Regions from separate parts of the Mus musculus genome. Here region 1 is linked to region 2. The links are chromatin contacts, found by Hi-C or POLR2A ChIA-PET in ENCODE. All regions are on one chromosome and are shown on one strand. The core of a region is the stretch at or near the end of the contact, and the rest is flanking DNA. Distances in the headings are between cores, read along the strand shown. Region 1 holds the start of Psma4 (proteasome subunit alpha 4). Region 2 holds the start of Hykk (hydroxylysine kinase 1).

The links. Hi-C counts contacts between places; a loop is a spot of excess contacts on that map. ChIA-PET counts read pairs that join two places held with the same protein, here RNA polymerase II (POLR2A).
Region 1: a loop to region 2 is called in a map of heart, with 7 times the contacts of the local background. The contact joins the promoter of Psma4 here to the promoter of Hykk in region 2. A Hi-C loop is called at or near these places in 11 of 37 maps with a recorded cell type or tissue (gastrocnemius, heart and left cerebral cortex). POLR2A ChIA-PET finds 5 or more read pairs at or near these places in 2 of 5 experiments (Patski and embryonic stem cell).

What each region holds. Positions count from the first base shown.
Region 1 is chr9:54,949,343-54,952,453 of GRCm38, reverse strand. Psma4 (proteasome subunit alpha 4) reads right to left here and starts at 1,595. Exons shown (of 9, transcript NM_011966.3): 1 at 1,551-1,595; 2 at 346-372; 3 at 71-113. The coding sequence starts at 348. Hykk (hydroxylysine kinase 1) reads right to left here. Exons shown (of 5, transcript NM_177351.4): 5 at 2,530-3,111. It overlaps AY074887 (cDNA sequence AY074887), which reads left to right and starts at 1,500. Exons shown (of 1, transcript NM_145229.2): 1 at 1,500-2,210. The coding sequence starts at 1,615. The coding sequence ends at 2,013.
Region 2 is chr9:54,915,479-54,919,037 of GRCm38, reverse strand. It overlaps Hykk (hydroxylysine kinase 1), which reads right to left and starts at 1,748. Exons shown (of 5, transcript NM_177351.4): 1 at 1,180-1,748.

The DNA.
Region 1 (3,111 bases), core at 346-2,845, 34 kb before region 2:
ACTACTTAAAGCAACAACCACAACAAAATGCCCCAACCTTCTTTGGAGCAGGTTAAATCTTCTAATTTACCTTCTGGAGAAAATATTGTGGTCCTGGAGTCATATCTTCGAGACTGCAAAGGAAAAACAGAGATGATGCCTGTTCACTGACATACGCCAACTTCCGGATGTCCATGCATTGGATACAATGACACCCTGGTGCTGAGTTCAGTGGAAAGAAGACGGAAGACCCCATTCAACTCCCTCTACCCCTTTGGTTTCATTTTCTTCCATGTCAGGCTGTGAGCTTCAAACAAGCCATAATGTTCCCAGGCAAAAGTTAAAGGAAACGTGTCATGAACTCACCATGGTTTCTGAACTTTATGTTGATTCCTGTGAAAAGAAAACAGGATCATTAATAACAAAACCCCCACAATTTTAAGAAGTGTCTTCCACTGTTAATACCACTTGATCCACACCATCACTCAGCTAACATGAACTGCACCACCACTGGGACCTATACAGATGCTGGGCCACCACAATAAAGGTAAACCATGGTGTCCTGAAAAGCTCAGAATCTAGCAGCCAGGTATGACAGACAAAGATTATAAAGCAACATGGAAGAGACATTCAGGGTGGGGAGGGAAAGCAGAATCGACAGCAAGTAAGATTTTAGGAAACCAATACAGATAATGAGAGTAAATTAGAGGTGGGAGAGGCAAAGGTAAGTTGAAAAGCCTCAAGTCAAAGAAAAAGAATTGTGAAGGGGTGAAGGAAGGGCATTCCAAGTAGAGCAGGCTGAGAAAGGTTAACAAAGTGGATAATTCACATGGTCCTAAATTTGGGGGTGTAGGGGTTAGGTGGTAAACCTGGTCCTTATTTCCGTTTCTTCGAAAGACAGCAATGGAAACTCTGCCTTAGTAGAAAAATGGCAGTTCAATTCCTATGTTGCCAAATGGGATATAAGGAAGGCATCGTGGCTGGAAAGCTAAGCAGACATTTGAAGGGTCTGCGCGCCCAGATGTTAGAAAACACCTTTATCTTACTTAAGACCGCTTCACCGACGGGCTGGATTCAAGGACCACGGGAAGTGACATTTTAGAAGAGTCGTCAGGCCTAAGGAGAGTTAACCTGCCAGGAGTCGGTTCCAACATGTAGGAGAAACAGAAAGGTGGCCCTGAGCACAGCAGCCAGGAGGCCACGGCGGGTTTCGGATTCGACTGTGAACACAGCTACCTCCACGCCTGGCGCCGGCGCTACAAGACTTGGACTTTCCCCCGCAGCGCCACTTTCCCGAATTGACTCTCTGGGCCGCAGCCGCCCCCACCCCTCGCACCGGCCCGGAGGGTCTCAGAGCCCAGGCGAGCCGTCAAGGCCCCGCGGGGATACCCGACGGCGGCCGGCGGGGACCAGTCCCTGGCAGGCCGGTCACCGAGGAGGCGGGTGCAAAGTCATCGTGCCCACGGCTCCTCGGTGGCGGCCGCGGGCCTGGGCCGTGGTCTCCACGCAGATGGCCCCCGCCCGGGAGACAGACACCTCGACTCCGCGGCCCCTAAAGGACTGAGCCTCACCAGAGGAAGACGGTGAGGGTGCAGATCAGCGCCTCTTTACTCAGCTGGAGAAGAACCAACCCGGATGGCCAAGCATCCGCGGCGAATATGGCTCCCGCGCGTGCGCAGGACTGCGAGGGGGCGGGGCGGGGCGGGAGGACGCGGAAGTTCTCCCAGTGCTGGGGCGGGCTCAGTCTGCCCACGTGGACTGTGCAGAAGCACAACCTCGGCTTTGGCTGCGGTCTGTATTAGAGGAGGACTGGAGGGAGGAGGGAAGCGTCTATACCGTGGAGAGTGGAACCAGATTCCTCCTACGCTTTGCACTCCACTTTCGTTTTCTCTTCTGTACCATTCTAATGGAGGCCAGAGTAGCAACTGTATAGACAAATCAAATCGTTTACTCTTCCAGTCTTGCCCCTTAACAGTTTTTCCTTTGTTCTTCCTCTTAGCCTCATTTTCTCCTTTCTCAGATCCAACTCTTTAATTGGGATAACTTTTGTTCTAAGTTTAAGACTTCTCTTCGCCGGGCAGTGGTGGTGCACGCCTTTAATCCCTGCACTTGGGAGGCTGAGGCAGGCGGATTTCTGAGTTCGAGGCCAGCATGGTCTACAGAGTGAGTTCCAGGACAGCCAGGGGTACACAGAGAAACCCTGTCTCGGACAAAAGAAAAAAAAAAAAAAAAAAAAAAAAAAAAAAAAAAAAACGAAAAAAAGACTTCTCTTCATCCATTTCTCCTTTCCAATCTTACCTAGTTTTTGTGCCTATGTTGGGGGTTGAAGAGCTAGTGGGTTGACTATGTACAGGGCCTTTGTCTTCTGTGTAGGCAAAACGGTTGGATCTGGGTTTCTTAAAGGGGGAAGCTTAGAAATTTAGTTGCATGTAGACGGGACCTGGCCTGTACTCAGGACCTGGTTTGCCCTGTAAATTCCAAGCCAGCCAGGGATATATAGTGAGACTGTTTTAAAAATGAGAGAGAGAGAGAAAAAAAGACCAAAAGGTAAAATATCCATACAATGCAGCATATATTTAATTTCAAACAGAAATTAGCAATATTTGCAATAGGAATTTAGTGGAGAATCTCTCTTAGCAAGAACAATCAAGAGAAACTTGCAGAGTTCCATTGTATAACAGGATAAACACTGATTTGGAATGAGACCCAAGTTCCAGCCCATTTTTCTGGTCCTGATTGGCCAAGTTAAATAAAAACCTCAAATATGAGTATCCTAAGTGTTTCACATGTGAATGATCTCATGTACTGCCCCCATGTGTGTGGGTGTGGGTGTGGGTGTGTAAAAACAAGGAAGGAAAGGCAGCAGGATGGGATTTTGTAGTGATTAGGAACAGGGGTAACAGCCCAAAGACCTAATTCAAGATCTAAGCCTGAGCTCCCTTCTAAAGCAATAAATCAGCTTTTCAAGGCTCTATTTCTTTATTTAAAAATGGAGATTAATCATCAGAATATCTTTGTGATTCTGTTCTGGATTAAATGAGGTAGTGCATGTAAAATAACATTCAATAATCATTGTAGTATAGTATATTCTACTGAAAAACTAATGAAGCAGGAAAGACAAAACCGCTCCAG
Region 2 (3,559 bases), core at 499-2,998:
TCATGTTTACCTTCTGACCACAGTATTTGCTTTCAGAAGCCAATTAAGCCCTTCAGGTGTTGACACTAAACTTATGATCACAAAGACTAAACAGGGCTTCAAAAGAATCTTTGCACCTGAAACTTCTGGAAACTGATACATCCTGTTACACTGCTTTTGGCTCTAAGACTTTACAAGGAATTTTAAACATTCCTTCTGAATATATTTATAGAATAAGGCTAGTGCTCAGGATGTAATGTGAACTGAAACCCTAACTCCAAGATGAAATCCTCTCAGGTCTGAAAGAATTTAAGGGTATTAAAAACAACAGTGAGCTTGATAGGGATTTGACAGGGAGCTGGGTGTGGTAGCTCACATCTGCTATCCTGCCAATCCAGAGACAGGACAATAAGATTGCTGCTAGTTGAAGGTCAGTCCAGACTACCTATTGAGTTCCAAGCTAGCCCCGGCTACTGTGAGAGACTTTGTCTCAAAAAGAAAAAGCTATTAAAATTGAAGACTGTTGAAGGCAATTGGTGAAGGCCAATCTCCAGAAAACATCCCCATGTCCTTAAAGGGGGCTTGTTAATTATCTCTTTGAAGAGTCCTATTTGTTAAAGCAAAGTCCTGTTTACAAAGTACTGTTGGCAGGTCTGGTCACAGGACAACCTGGTACCAAACAGTTACTGAGCTGTGAAAAGTCCTAGCACCAGCTGGGCAGCCAACCTCCGTAACTTTAGCCACACTGCCTCTAAAAGAGTTCAACGAAGAATTTTGAGCCTTTTTGCTGAATATAGAAAGAACTCCACAACCTGAAAAAAAAGGACACACATTGAAACATGCTACTGAAAGCAAATACACATAAAGAAAAAACTTAAAAAATAAAAATAGAACAACAGAGACATCCATTTTCATCAAATGCGCCCCATGTGTGGAGAGAGTGGAGAGCGAATCGAAATCTATATAGATGTTAGTATACTTCTTGTCAACAATATTTAGAGCCGGAAACAAACAAACAAACAAACAAACAAAAACAACCTCAAACAGTAAGGACTTCTAAGCAGGAGGTTTGCACCAGACTCCATAATTTTTCGCTGCATGAGAGGGGAATGGAGAGGGAGTGGATCTTACACTCTGCACTTGGTGAAAAGTACACAAGAATAAAATAATAATAATACATAAACTAGTCTTTCCTCTCACCTTCTCCTAAAGTGTTACAAAGTCTTTGTGACTTCTGCCTTAGCACTTTCTCCACGTCTGTCTTCGACGACCCCTCTGCTGTGAGCTTCCAGGCTTGGGAAGCAGGCAGTGATGTTCCCTGCACTTATTTCGTGAGTTGCCTCCACTCACAGCTCACGGGCTGCAGGAACTCTACACTCCAAGGGCGATTGGAAGCAAGACTCACTTCCAGGGGGTCTTGCTGAGGAGCGAAAGACGCCGATGGGAGGGAGGTGGCCCACAACCCGTTCCCGGCCTGTCTCAGGTCCAGAGGAGCCTTAGGATGGCTTCCACCCCCAAACCATGCAGGCCCGCGGAGGGTGGGACCCTCAAAACTGCGCACTGAAATCTCAGCAGGGCTGGGGCTGGGCAGTGACCTGCCGCGTCAGCACGCAGTGAGTTTGAGGAGCGCAAGGGTTGCAGGAGCCCGCCGCCGCTTCTCGGGGATGTCCCCTCAGAGAGACCCTTGACTCGCTTCAGTCTCTTCCACCTCCTCTCACGCACAGCGACCGGACGTCCTGAGGCCGATTGCTCTCTCCCCTCAGTCAGCTAGTGGTTGCGGTGCAGGAGGTGGGGCCGGACCCGCCGCCGCTGCGAGCCCCGCCTTCCTATTGGCTCCTCCCACATCCCTCCGCCCAGTCAGTACACACTACTGACAGTTCTGGCCCAACCCTCTCCATCCCACCAATAGAGTTCAGAGATCTGGCTTCTGATTGGCTGTCTGGAATCCGACAACCTTGTCAATCTCGGCTCTCTAGTCAAAACTCGTTTCTGATTGGCTCTCAAGTAGCCAATTAGTAGGCCTTGGGGTTTGAGTGGTATCTGTCAATTCTCACCAGGTTGGCTTAGTCCTGGCAGCGACTTGGAGCACAAGTCTGTCAGCAAGCTGCCAGGAGAGATAGCATCTTGCCTTTCTTTCCTCACTCCATCCAGCTCTTTCTAGAAGAGAGTATCCTGAAGGCCATCTTCATAGAGGTTGACTAGAGGTTCATTCTCCCCAGAAAGGAATCCTGGTTCTGAAACTACAAGGATCGGTCCCTCTCTGTGAGGAAATGGGGCTCGCTGTCTTTGTACTAGCATGTCCCAATCTGAAAAGGCTTCATTTATTAAACAGACCTACACTGTCTGTGCTGGCGGGAACTGAAGTCTAAAGGGCATAGACCCTTACTTAACCAGACCGTGCTTACCAACTCCCAGTTCAGGATCTAGGCGGTAGCACCAGTTTTTAAGCGGGGTAACGAAGTACAATAGAGAGAGAGAGAGAAAGAAAGCAGCATCCTCAGGCAGCTTGTAGGGTCTCAAAGCCCATGCCAACAGCGACTCGTTTCCTCCAAGGCCACACCCACTCCAGAAAGGCCACACCTCCAAATAGTGCCACTCCCTGGGTCAAGCATATTCAAACCACCACACTAAGCCACATAGCTGGATGCCTTCCTCCAGCTAAGCAGGACCTTTTTGATAGACCAGAGCACTCCCTGCTGGAAGAGTCCTGTACACCTGTCACTCAGGTTTGCAATTTGCTCTCCTTATGTTATGGTGCTGTATGCATATCTCACTTGTTTTTTCTTGTTCTGGCATACTCATGGGTGCTATCGTTACTCTGATGATGATGATGAATGATTGTTGTTGTTGTTGTTTCCGAGACAGGGTTTCTCTGTATAGCCGTGGCTGTCCTGGAACTCACTTTGTAGACCAGGCTGGACTCGAACTCAGAAATCTGCCTGCCTCTGCCTCCCAAGTGCTGGGATTATTAACTCGGATAGTCTCTCCAATCCCCGTCAACACCTATCGTAATGAGAAATTTCCTTTGCCCCCTTTAGAAATATGTTTATCTGTTTTTCTTTTTCTTTGTGTGGGATGGGGGAAGGTGGGGAGGTTCGAGACAGAATTTCTCTGTGTAGCCCTGGCTGTCCAGGAACTCCATCTGAAGCCCAGGCCAGCCTTGAACACCTGCTTCTGCCTCTGGAGTGCTGGGATTGAAGGCATGCCTCACCATTGCCTAGCACATTTCTTTTCTAATCTTCAAATAGGGACGACCTTTCTGCACTTTCTGATGTTGGCGACTGTGACTTGAGTCTCCTGTAACCATGTTTGCTTTCTGAGGCCTCTCTGCAGTGTCTGAATTCGCTACACCTTCTCTCACTTTCCTACTGCTACTGATCCGTTTTCTTTCTCCTCACGGCCTGGGGAAAAAAAGATGAGAATGAGGATTGAATGCTGAAATTGTGAAAACTGAAGGCACAGGACAACAGACGTCACAATTGCCTTCTTTGGTTTGTACCTGCTTCCATTTCCCTGTACATTCTGCTTGCATGTGTGTGCCCACACATGTATGTGCACACACACTGGTGAAGAGGATTTT